Regions from separate parts of the Homo sapiens genome. Here region 1 is linked to region 2. A link is a contact called in ENCODE Hi-C or POLR2A ChIA-PET data. All regions are on one chromosome and are shown on one strand. The core of a region is the stretch at or near the end of the contact, and the rest is flanking DNA. Distances in the headings are between cores, read along the strand shown. Region 1 overlaps JMY (junction mediating and regulatory protein, p53 cofactor). Region 2 overlaps BHMT (betaine--homocysteine S-methyltransferase).

What was found. A loop is a pair of places that touch in the nucleus more often than their neighbours do. ChIA-PET counts read pairs that join two places held with the same protein, here RNA polymerase II (POLR2A). Pooled maps may share reads with other maps.
Region 1: a loop to region 2 is called in a map of mammary epithelial cell, with 4 times the contacts of the local background. The contact joins two enhancer-like sites. A Hi-C loop is called at or near these places in 3 of 168 maps with a recorded cell type or tissue (Calu3, gastrocnemius medialis and mammary epithelial cell), 2 of 37 single-sample maps with no recorded cell type and 7 of 50 pooled maps. POLR2A ChIA-PET finds 5 or more read pairs at or near these places in 2 of 52 experiments (K562 and WTC11).

What each region holds. Positions count from the first base shown.
Region 1 is chr5:79,253,926-79,260,304 of GRCh38, reverse strand. All of the region lies in intron 1 of JMY (junction mediating and regulatory protein, p53 cofactor), which reads right to left. Among named protein-coding and RNA genes, the nearest start is that of JMY, 21 kb to the right of the region's middle. RefSeq lists enhancers at 216-875, 1,536-2,197, 4,141-4,929. Within about 2 kb of position 4,169, at least 2 of the 41 ENCODE cell types and tissues checked have a DNase peak (open chromatin) inside an H3K27ac peak, as active enhancers do.
Region 2 is chr5:79,130,256-79,136,663 of GRCh38, reverse strand. BHMT (betaine--homocysteine S-methyltransferase) reads right to left here. Exons shown (of 8, transcript NM_001713.3): 8 at 4,376-5,731. The coding sequence ends at 5,548. Among named protein-coding and RNA genes, the nearest start is that of BHMT, 22 kb to the right of the region's middle. Within about 2 kb of position 2,868, at least 25 of the 41 ENCODE cell types and tissues checked have a DNase peak (open chromatin) inside an H3K27ac peak, as active enhancers do.

The DNA of each region.
Region 1 (6,379 bases), core at 2,920-5,419, 120 kb before region 2:
TGGAGGCACCTGACTGAACCACCCCCACCATCACAGGGCCAGGCAGGAACCACTCCCAGGCCTGGAGTCTCCGCCACAGCCTCAACCTTGCTTCCTACCGCATCCCAAGGGTCTGTGAGCACCTGGCTGAAGGGTACAGCTAGGACTTGTGAGGCCAGCCCTGGGTGCGTCAGGTTCATTTGTGTGGCGCTGGCCAGGGCTGCCATGCCACCTGTACCTCGACCACTGTCCTGGGAGACACTGCAATGGGGCCAGGCTGAGTTGCCTGCCAGCAGGGTAGCAGTACAGTCGGGCACTGAGGGGCAGGCAGAGAGGGGCCCTGAGGCAGAGGTGGGCCCAGGATGTGCATATGCCATGCTCCATGGAGCCAGTGGGAGCCAGGGGCATGCAGGATTCCCACCCTCCCAGGGGTGGCTACAGCTGCCCAAGCTACAGCTGCAGATCCAGGCATCTCTGCACTCTCCGGGGCCTGGGAAGGCCCCACCTTGCCCCTGCAGGCTCGGAGGTGTCTGCTCCCACTGCCTGGACTTTCCTCAATATCAGCGCCTGTTCCACTCACAAGGCAAAGTTGAGGCCAACCCTAGGTCTGTCACAACCTGGCTGGGTGTGCACAGGCTCGGGGGCAGTGCTGACACACCAGCCCCTGCCACTTCAGCCTGCTGCGGACTTTGGGCACCAATGAGCACAGAAGAGAGGCCAAGGGGGTGCTGAGGGCAGCTCAGCGCTGGCCCACAGACACTCCTTGGCACAAACAGCCTGGGCACCATAAATGGCAGCAGGAGGCAGACAAGCTCCTGGGCAGGAGTGGGTGAGTCCTTGGTGAAGCACCACCTTCAAGTCGGGGAGGGCCTGAAGCCTGGGTGTCAGACTGCTGATCCTACTGACTGGGGTGGGAACTTGTGGTGCCTTTTCCAGGCCCGCCCATGTTTGCCCACGGACCATTTCGCACACACTTCCTCCCCTGAGGCCCATAAAAGCCCCATATTCAGCCAGATGATGGGAGAGCAGCTGCAGAGAGAAGCTGCCCACCCCAGGGTCTCCTCTCTGCTGAGGGCTGAAGAGACGACCAGATAGCCAGCTGGAGAGATGAACTACCCTCTCTTCTGAGAGCTGGACACTCGTCGGGATGACCTGCCCAGCAGAGAAAAGCTACCCTCTCTACTGAGAGCTGAAGAAATGATGGGACAACCAGCTTCAGAGAGGAGCTACCCTCTCTGCTGAAAGCTGAACACTCATCGGGACATGCTGGCTACGGAGAGGAGCTGCCCACTACAGGTCTCCTCTGAGTTGTTCTATTGCTCAATAAAGCTCCTCTTTGTCTTGCTCACTCTCCACTTGTCTCTTGTCTGTGTACTTCATTCTTGCTGGATGCAGGACAAGAACTCAAGACCCAGGGAATGGCAGGGCTAAAAGAGCTGTAACACAAACAGGGCTGAAACACCCCTTGCCCACAATGTTACAGCCAACAAGAGGACAGAAGAGCTGTGGCCCTCTGGGGAGCCCAGACCTAGGAGCTCCCCAAGCCAGAGCGGTGACACCCTCTTTAAGGCGCTGCAGTTCCTGGAGTCTCCAAGCTTCCAGGCACCACACTGCATTCCCTGGTGTCAGCCATGGAAACTGCTTATGGTATCCCTGGTCCAGCCACAGCCTCATAGGGAGCTGGTGCCAGTACTGGCACCTGGAGCTGCCCGCCCCACCACCGCCAGAGTGCCTGGTTGTATGCAGTGGCCAGACCCCACGCTCACTAACACACCCCTCACCGCTCCATGACTGGCTCTCCCTTGGCAGGCATGGGACCCAGACTGGTAGCAGGAGCTGAGCACAGCCTGCCAGGCTGAGTGGGTAGAATGAGCCCAGCAGGCCAGAGGAAAACTCAGGCAAAGGCACCACTGGCCACACAAGTTTCTGGCTGGTGAGGCGACACCCCAAGGATCCCGTAACACCACTGTACTCCAGCCAGAGGGAGACCCTGTCAAAAAAAAAAAAAAAACAACAAAAACAAAAAAAGCCCTAATATCTGAATTTATAAAGTAATGCTCCAAACTGATATTTTTATTTCTTTTTAGTTCAAAGATAAATATTGTAGAAACTGATATTTAAAATGATTTTCAGATTCTTTCCTTTGTAGATAAGTAGTAAATTTCAGTAAATTTGACTGTGTTCTACCCCTGGGAAAATACATACCTCTCATTAAAATGTACATACACACTCTGTACATACATGTTATGTATAAAAAATCAAAGGCCGGGCACAGTGGCTCATGACTGTAATCCCAGCACTTTGGGAGTCTGAGGCAGGCGGACCACTTGAGGTTAGGAGTTCAAGACCAGCCTGGCCAACATGGTGAAACCCTGTCTCTACTAAAAACACAAAAATTAGCCAGGTGTTGGGGTGCATGCCTATAATCCCAGCTACTCAGGAGGCTGAGGCAGGAGAATTGCTTGAACACAGGAGGCAGAAGTTGCAGTGAGTCGAGACTGCACCACTGCACTCCAGCCTGGGCAACAAGAGTAAGACTCCGTCTCCAAAAAAAAAAGATAATCTGTTTTCATCTCTTAGGGACTTACAATGCACTTTAAGGGGCATGAGGGGTCCGTAAAGAGAAAAACCAGGGTGGCAGTTATGGATGATATCAGCTGTCAACATAAAGCCTCTTTGATTTCTGAATTTCTAACACAATTTCTGATTTTTTCTTGTTTGTTTGAGACAGGGTCACGCTGCTGCCCACGCTAGCATGCAGTGGTGCAATCATGGCCTACTGCAGCCTCGACATTCCTGGTTTCAGGTGATCCTCCCACCTCAGCCTCACAAGCAGCTGAGACCACAGGCTTACATCACCATGCCTGGCAAATTTTTGTAGTTTTTGTAGAGACAGGGTTTCACCATGTTCACCACGCTGCTCTTGAACTCTTGGACTCAAGCAATCCGCTCACCTCAGCCTCCCAAAGTACTAGGATTATAGACATGAGCCACCATGTCCAGCCTCTGATTTCTTACAGTGGTCAGAAATGACTTTCTATAGGGAAGGGACCTGATCTGGCCCTACCTAGAAAGAAGTATGGAACTTAGCCGGGCATGGTAGCTCACGCCTGTAATCACGGCTACTTGGGAGGCTGAGGCAGGAGAATCACTTGAACCTGGGAGGTAAAGATTGCAGTGAGCCGAGATCGCACCACTGCACTCCAGCCTGGGTGACAGAGTGAGTGAGACTCCATCTCAAAAAAAAAAATAAAATCAAATAAAATAATAATAATAATAAAATAAGGAATGTGGAACTTAACCAAAAAAAAAAGGCAGTGGTGATGGTGTACATAATGGAGCAAAAATAGGACTGTGTATAGTGACTTCAGCAAATAATGCATTTAAAAGGCTTGGCTATGGCTGGGCCTGGTGGCTCATGCCTGTAATATCGGCTAGTTACTAGGGAGGCTGAGGTGGGAGGATGAATTGAGCTCAAGACTTGAGACTGCAGTGAACTATGATCGCAACCCTAGGCGATGGAGAACCTGTCAAGCAAGAAAGAAATGAAAGGAAGGGTGGGGGAGGGAGGAAGGCAGGAAGGTCAGCACAATGGGAACAGGTGCAGAAAAGAAAGAAAGAAGGACAGGTGCAGTGGTTCAGGTCTGTAATCCCACCACTTTTGGAGGCCAAAAAGGAACAATCACTTGAGGCCAACAGTTCGAGACCAGCCTGGATAACACAGACTCCATCCCTAAAAAACATTTTTTAAGTTAGCTAAGGGGAATAGGACAGAGCAAGATGATGCAAATTACCCTTTACGAGACTCTGCACATTCTCAGCTGTGGTAGCTATGGGGTGGGGCGAGACTACTTCTGCTTGATTCCTGGCACCAGGTTAGCTATCAGGTCAGCCACGGTGGGGTAGAACACCAAGTGGGCTCATGGGGTCCCTGATTCCAGGACTTGACTCTTGGATGGCATTTCTGAACCTGCCCTGGACTATAGGAGAAGCTACTGCCCTGAAGGGTGGTTGAAAGGTGAGTCCCAGGCCAGGCAACATTCACCACAAACTGACTTAAGAGCCCTTGGGCCTGAAGGGAACATCAGCAGCAGTCTGCCAGTACTCCCCCTGGGCTTGTTCCTCTGGGATGAGGTTCCTCTGCCACTGGGAAGGGGAGGGAAAAGTGGGAAGGACTCCACCTAGTGGTGTGAGTGCCAGCTCAGCTGCCATACAATAGAACACCAGGTAGACTTCCAAGGTTTCTGATTCTAGTCCCTGGCTTCCAGAAAGGACCCATCAGGGACCTGGGGGAATTCTTCCCTCTGAAGGGAAGGGCACAGGCCTGGCTGGCTGGCTTTGCCACTTGCTGATTGTAGAGCCCTAGGGCCTTGAATGAACGTAGGCGGTAGCCAGGGAGTGGTTATAGCAGGCCTTGGGGGAGACCCAGTGCTGTGCTGGCTTCAGGTCTGACTCAGCACAGTCCCAGTGGTGATGGCCACAGGAGTGCTTGTGTCCCTCCACCCCCAGGTCTAGATGGCTCAGAACAGAGAGAGAAACTCTGTTGTTAAGGATAAAGTAAGGGAAGAGAACAAGAGTCTTTGCCTGGTAATCCAGTGAATTCTTTCACATCTTGACCAAGACCATCAAGGTGGTACCTTTATGAGTCTGCAACAACCACAGCAATATTGGGCTTGGGGTGTCCCCTAAAACAGATACAGCTTACATCACAACACCCAAGTCCTTTAGAATATGTGGAAAGCCTTCCCAAGAAGGACAGGTACAAACAAACCCAGACAGTGCAGATCACAGTAAATACCTAACTCTTCAATGCTCAGACACAGATGAACATCTACAAGTACCAAGATGATCTAGGAAAACATGACATCACTAAATGAACTATTAATAAATAAGCCACCAGGAACCAATCCTATAGAAACAGAGATATGTGGCCAGGTGCAGTGGCACACTCCTGTAATACCAGAACTTTGGGAGGCCGAGGCAAGCAGATCAATTGAGGTCAGGAGTTCCAGACCAGCCTGGCCAACATGGCGAAACCCCATCTCTACTAAAAATACAAAAATTAGCCAGGCGTGGTGGTGGGTGCCTGTAATCCCAGGTACTCAGGAGGCGGAGGCAGGAGAATCCCTTGAACCTGGGAGGTGGAAGTTGCAGTGAGTCGAGATGGCACCACTACAAGACCCTGTCTCAAAAAAAAGGAGAGAGAGATATGTGACCTTTCAGACAGAGAATTCAAAGTAGCTTTTTTGGGGGGAAACTAAAAGAATTTCAAGATAACACAGAGGAGGAATTCAGATTTCTATCAGACAAACTTAATAAAGAGATTGAAATAAAAGAACCAAGCAGAAATTCCAGAGCTAAAAAACACAATTGGCATATTGAAGAATGAATGCATCAGAGGCTTTTAATGACAGAACTGATCAAGCAGAAGAAAGAAATAGTGAGCTTGAAGACAGACTATTTGAAAATACAGTCAAGAGGAAAAAAAAAAGAGAAAACAATGAAGTGTGACTGCAGGATTTAAAAAATAGCCTCGAAAGGGCAAATCTAAGAGTTATTGGCCTTAATGAGGAGGTAGAGAGATGGGGTAGAAAGTTTATTCAAAGGGATAATAACACAGAACTTCCCAAACCTAGAGAAAGATACCAATATCCAAGTAAAAGAAGGTTATTATAGAACACCAAGAAGACTTAACTAAAGACTACAAGGCATTTAATAATCAAACTTCCAACAGTCAAAGATAAAGAAAAGATCCTAAAAGAAGTGAGAGAAAAGAAACAAATAACATACAATGAGGCTCCAATACATCTGGTAGCAGACTTTTCAGTAGAAGCCTTACAGGCCAGGAGAGAGCGGCATGACATAAAGTGCTGAAAGAAAAATCTTTTACCCTAGAATAGAATACCAGCAAAAATATCCTTTCAAACTTGAAGGAGAAAATAAAGACTTTCCCTGACAAAAGCTGAGGAATTTCATTAACACCAGACCTGCTCTACAAGAAATGCTAAAGGGAGTACTTCAATCAGAAAGAAAAGGACATTAATGAGCAATAAAAAAGTCATCTACCAAGCTGGGGCGTGATGGCTCATGCCTGTAATCCCAGCACTTTGGAAGGCTGAGGCGGGCAGATCACGAACGAGGTCAGGAGTTTGAGACAAGCCTTCCCAACATCGCGAAACCCCGTCTCTACTAAAAATACAAAAAAAAAAAAAATAGCTGGGCGTGGTGGTGGGCACCTGTAATCCAGCTACTCAGGAGGCTGAGGCAGGAGCATCATTTGAACCTGGGAGGAGGAGGTTGCAGTGAGCCAAGATCAAGCCACTGCACTGTAGCCTGTGTGACAGAGCAAGACTCTGTCTTTAAAAAAAAAAAAAAAAAAAAGTCATCTACCAGCACTTTC
Region 2 (6,408 bases), core at 1,619-4,118:
TCTTAGGGCACTTGGTCACTCCAGGAGTGGGGTGGGTGTGAGGGACATGGTACGGGGATGTACAGGGTCACTGAACACTCAGAAGGAGACAAATGAGGACTGGGTCCCATGCTGACTGGTCCAGGCTTGGGGTTCCCTTCCTAGATGGCACAGCTGGCCCTGGCTGCTCTCAGCCACTGGAGGAGGATGTAAACAATTTTGAGGAAGGTGCCTCTGACAACCAGGATCCATGTGGGACCTGCTCCAGACCTGGGGCATCTGCCTGAATGGCCATGGGAAGTGGCTTGGGGCCTGAGGTACAGGGTCCGGGCCACGGACCGCTGGCTTGGGTCTACAGGCCAGGCTGATATCATGTGCCTGAATGCTGGGGAGTAGTCCAGGCTGGAGAGAGAAATCTGGGAGTCATCAAGCTGCTGAGAATGGCCTGATGGAAGGAAAAAAATCCTGAGGTGTCTAGCTCCCAAATTCCACTCTCCTATTCTCAAAATGTGAGAAGCCAGCTCTCTCCCTTCCTAGGTAGATGAAGGACTCTAAACCAAAAATTACTCACTTGATGATTTTTAGAATATTTAGCTTATGCAAATCTACAAAGAATTCTGAACCTTGAAAATAGAAACAGTTCATAATATGAAAAACCACAGACCCAAGTCTCCTTAGAAAACAGTACCTGTGGGGAGGAATGACATTTTCATTTTTCAGCACCAGGCTGAGTCTAGGGTAGTAACATTTTCCCTGCCCTCTGAACAGTGTTACTTGTTTTAGTCGGCTGTCTGTTTAGCCAGGGGAATAATTAATTAACAATTTCAGTCCGCTGGAAACATACCACCAAGTGGCATTCAGTAAATATTTATTGACAATGATGAGGCTATTATTTATTTATATCATCAAATCGCAAACAACTGTGGAGTTTTCCAGCAAGGCATTAGAAACTTGTTATCCTACAGTTGAGAAAATTGAAGGACAGAGAAGTGGGGTGATTTACCCAATGTTCTGCAGGGAGTTGGGGCAAAGCTAGGACTTGCACCCCAAAGTCTTGATTCTAAATGTCTTCCTTGCTTTTTCTGCTATGTGCCACTAGTGTTTTTGAGCCATAGGTGAATTCCACTAAGCTACCTCAGGTGTTTAGGACGTTAACTTTTGCAAAGAACAGTAAAATCTCATTAAGTCAGAATAATTGGAAGAATGACCAGGCTGACTTGAGAAAAAGTCTGAACTATTTAAAAAGATATTCAGCTTTTTCCTTTCAAGATCATGTAGTAAATTGGAACAAATAACCACAGAATGGGGCCAAGCAGAGGTCTTACTGAACCTGCCCAAAAGAACAAACTGGAATAATTTCTGAAGGGTACATTAACAGTTTGCATGCAAGTGATGACTGCTAAAGATAGTTCAGGCATTTAGAGAAATATCTTTTTATTAAAAATAAGTGAAATGTTTCCCTTAATACATTTCATGTAAGTATTTACATAGGAAACTTTCATAAATTTATTTATTTTTATTTTTATTTATTTATTTTTTTGAGATGGAGTTTCACTCTTGTTGCCCAAGCTAGAGTGCAGTGGTGCGATCTCGGCTCACTGCAACCTCCGCCTCCCAAGTTCAAGTGATTCTCCTGCCTCAGCCTCCCAAGTAGCTGGGATTACAGGCGCCTGCCACTACGCCCAGCTAAGTTTTGCGTTTTTAGTAGAGATGGGGTTTCACCATGTTGGCAGGCTAGTCTTGAACTCCTGACCTCAAGTGATCTGCCTGCCTTGGCCTCCCAAACTGCTGGGATTATAGGCGTGAGCCACCGTGCCCAGCCTGGAAGCTTTAATAAATTTAAATGTAAACATCTAACCATCTAACCACAAGTTAAAATGATCATGCGTTTGATTTCATGGCATATAAATTAACCTGTTTTTACTGTTTTGCTGTACATGACTTGTTTGGTATTATTCCTGTAACTCACAGCAGCATAAATGATGACATCTGTCTCTCTCATTTTCCATCATCTTAATTTTTCATCTATCCAATGCCAACAGAATGCCTCCAGCTGCTTGAAAACCGGAAGCATTTTCTGGCCATTCCTTTCTCTCACCACACTCCCACCAATTTTACCAAAGGATCCTACCCTTCCTGTTACCATTTTTGAGAATTCTTTGCATTTGCCTGCCTTTCATCATTTTCTGTTCAAACACTAAATATTCCTTCCTGAAGATGTTTAGAAATATTATACCTTGCTATCTCTAATTCTGTCGTTTAACATCCCACCAGGCATACTATTTCTGAAGCCGTTCATAAGTCCTATTTTTCTCTCTTGAAATTGACTTCTTCCTCCTTTGTTATCTAAGAGCCAGGGTCCTTGACCTGGCAGGTAACACGTGGGAGGTTCCAGACTGACTGAGTGGATGTTATTGACTATCAAGGAGGCTATTTGGGAGAACAGTCTATAAAGCCCTCAAGCCCTTCAGTGTGCTGAAGGCTGGAAAAAAAAAAACGTTTCTGGGGAAAATGGGGATCTAGTTGGAGATGCATAAAGCCTGCCTGCCTGCCTGCTCTCCTGCAGTCCCTCCCCGCCCTCCTTCCTCCCTCCCTGCCTCTCTCCTCCCTCCCTCCCTCTCTCCTTTCTTTCCTTCCCTCCCGTTCTCCCTCCCTTTTTCCCTCCCTTTCTCCCTTCCTTCCTCTTTTTTAATTCCTGACTCAAACTTGTTAAAGGCTTTTCTTGATGGGTGCGTTGTCCTGGATGTGATTCAAAGATCCACATGTCTTAAGAAAAAACTGACCAAAACTGTTAGAGCTTAGCCTGATGAAATAACTTAAGTTCAAACAAAATAAGGTTACTCATGCATTTCCTGCTGGCGACCTGCTGCCCCCATCTGGAGAAGTTGGGAACGGATGTTCTTGATTCATTCCTGCGCAGTTCTTGTTTCCTTTAGGGGTCTGCGTTGGCTTGGCTGTCTTATCCAAAGGTGGTTTGCTACAGTGTGTAGAAGTGTCAGAGTACAAACTGCAAACAGTTTATTTAGTGAGTTCATGTTTACTCTGAGTAACGCCAAAGACCTTTATTTTATTCCTGGCTGGAGGATGACTCCTTAGTTTTGTGGACCATCTGTTCTGGTACTGCCCCCCAGCTTCCCCAACCCTTCCTACAAAAGGCTAAGCTAAAGCCGTCTTTCTTGACAGCCTTGGAATAGTGAGAAGTGCTTCCTGACTTTGCATCCTGCCTTGGTAATCTTATCCTTAAAAGGATAGTTTGGACTTTTGATCTCTAAGGTCCCTCTGGTTCGGAGTCCATAAAAAATATTTACCAGTGAGAAATGTCTATTTAACATAAATCAACTCTTAGGTATTAAATGAGCTTTCTCTCTTAATGAACAAGATTTCTGGAAATAAAATGCACATGTTTGGAGGAGGGACTGAAATTTTAAAAACAATTTCAAAATATGAACTATACCACTAGGAGGCAGTGTTGACATATAATTTAATTCAAGAATGTCTTTACCATAGCTCCTTTTCAGAAAAATATTTTAAAAAACGATGGATATAAAAATGATTAAAGGTTATAATATTTTGGTGGCAACAAAACTCTGAAAAGAATATTAAAGGAACATGCATTTTACACAGTAATAGAACAGCAAGTCCAATAAAATGTCATCTGTGAGTGAAAGCTTTAAATACTGAGCTTGGTTTGAGAATATAAGAGAAATGATAGATAACAACTTTGCCAAAAAAAAAAACAAAAAACAAAAAACAAGTGGAGTTCACTCTTGTTTCCACTAGCCATATGCAGCCTCTGAAAGTTGTGCTGCTTTGGCTCTGTTTCTGTGCATTGAGGGATTAGGGGTGGATTATTAACTCTTAGTAACAAAATTCTAGCAATTTCTTTGCCTTTCCATTTATTTATTTATTTGACAGAGTCTCACTCTGTCTCCCAGGCTGGAGTGCAGTGGTGCAATCTCAGCTCACTGCAGCCTCTGCCTCCCAGGTTCAAGTGATTCTCATGCCTCAGCCTCCCGAATAGCTGGGACTACAGGTGTGTGCCACCACACCTGGCTAATTTTTGTATTTTTAGTAGAGACAGGGTTTCACCATGTTGGCCAAACTGGTCTTGAACTCCTATCCTCAAGTAATCCGTCCACCTCCCAAAGTGCTGGGATTACAGGCGTAAGCCACCACACCTGGCCTATTTTTGTTTTCTAGAATTCCCTGACTGGCTCTCCAGAAAGAGCCAGTAGGGCCTCTTTTCCTTTTAAATACTGCCACCTGCTCCTTTAAAATTCCAGCATACTTGTGAAGTAGGTTTTTCTTTTAAATAGGTGAAGAAATTGAGGTATAGAGGTTTCATGTAAGACTTAGCAAATTGTAGAACCAGGATAAGAATAAAATACAAGCAATATAGTCTCATTGCTCTTCTTTTTAATAGCTGAAAAGAATTACAATTTCAAAACAGCTCAAACAATTCAATAATGTTTAGAAAGCTGCATGACCTCTTTTCTAATACACTGAGGGTAGTCATGTTTCTTCTAATAGTCTTGTATCTTCAGGCTTGAGCTTTTGTAGGAGAGTAGATATTAAATTATCAGAGAAAAATATCATAGTTCTCAATCTAGGAAACCAGGCTAGAGTTTGGAGAATCTCTACTTTTTTCTTATTATATTTTTTAAAAGCTACCAACTAATACAAGCTCACTCTGCTCAGCCTTATGGCCCAGAGGCACTAGGTGGATCCAGTGTTGACTAGGATGGAGAGGGCTGAAATATCCATCTCTCCTCCCCTCCTCCCCATTGGTCTATGTCTTTTACTGGTAGAAAAGTGGGTCACGAAACAGAAGAACTCTGAGAGCAGGACTCTGGGTATTGGATATTTATTGATCAGGTCTCATATGACTGACCTACTTATAAGAATAAACTTAAACAGGATGGTCTCCTTAAGTGTCTTGTAGCAATATTTTTCAAACTGTGGATCCAAACCCAGTAGTGGGTCATAAAAATCCATTTGAAAAGTCTCAACTAGCATGTTTTATAAATGAAATAGAATGAAAAGGAATGGAACAGAAAATACTAGGATGGATCACACATTTAATTTCGACAGTAAGATGTGATGTGTTTTGCTGGGTCATTATATAAATTGTGTTTGTTACTAAGGGTCATGTTCAAAAGAACTTGGAAGCCCCTTTCCATAGCGCTTTATCTGTCCCTGGCTGGTTGCTGAGTCCTTTATGACAGTTCATGTCTCATCCTCTTTGCTAGCCTACCAACTTCTTCAAGTGGCATTAACATCTGAATTACTTTTCCTGTGCAGCAGTGATTTCCATAATACTTTTCACAGGGTGGGTGCTTAGTGAACCTGTTCAAGATTTACTTTGTACTTATTTTGCTCCTAAGAAAATTTCTAAAACATACTTTAAAATTATCAAGTGCTATTTGTAATTCTATTTTGTTCAGGTAATAGCAATAATATGTGTAGGATGGCATTCATGAAAGCACTGCTTTTTAACCCCCTTTTCCGTATTTGTAGGAACTGTGACCCAAACACCTAGAAATTCATCAAAAATAGCTTCTATCGAGGCTACTGTGATTTGAATTTTTGTTTTTCAAAGAGCTCTTTCAGCTGCTGCTCAGTTGTGGCTTCTTTCTGCTGCATCAGCTCGGCTGTTCCTTTGGTCACTCCCCAGCCATCTGGCTTTGACATTGAAGGGTTGTATGGCCGGCCTGAGGCTATCCGAAGATTCTCCCAGTATTCCTTCCTGGCCCTGTGTGAACAAAACACATGACACCAGACAACAGACTCCTCCCCTAGCTTTGGTCTTTATATCATGGAACCATTTAAAAATTATATAATATTTTAAATAATTTCACGCAGCACACAAAGTTGCCTATCAGACATTAAAAAGCAAAGGTGTCAATCTCAGCCACCTGTGTGGGCAGTCTGTGGTTGTTTGGCTTCACCATGATTCCTGACTACGAATTTATATGCTACTGATAAACAATCATTTGCTTACACTTATCCACACATTAATACTTAACAGGAAAAGTATGACATACCATTAACACAGTGAAAAAATCATGTGCTCAGGGTAACTAAGCAGCACAGTAGCATCACTAGAATACCCGTGTCAGCTGCTGAACAGCAACAACCATCAGCAACAGGCTTTGTCTCCATCCATGATGCTGTGTTTTGATTAAAAGGTTACTGTACACTGTATTTTACTTTTGTAGATGAGAAGAAACATCAGAAGCAGTTGAGGGACTGGGAAGCGGTCCATTCTGCTGGAAGGCTTTTTACAGTGTTTCCTCCAGAGGCATCTGCCTCATTAACAATGGTTTTTGTCATAGAAGGTGCCCTTTGATGTAAAAACTGATGTGATTTCTTGTTCTGTTATGAGTGCACATTGAGGGAGCCATCTTTGGATTCTCAGAGTGCATCCAT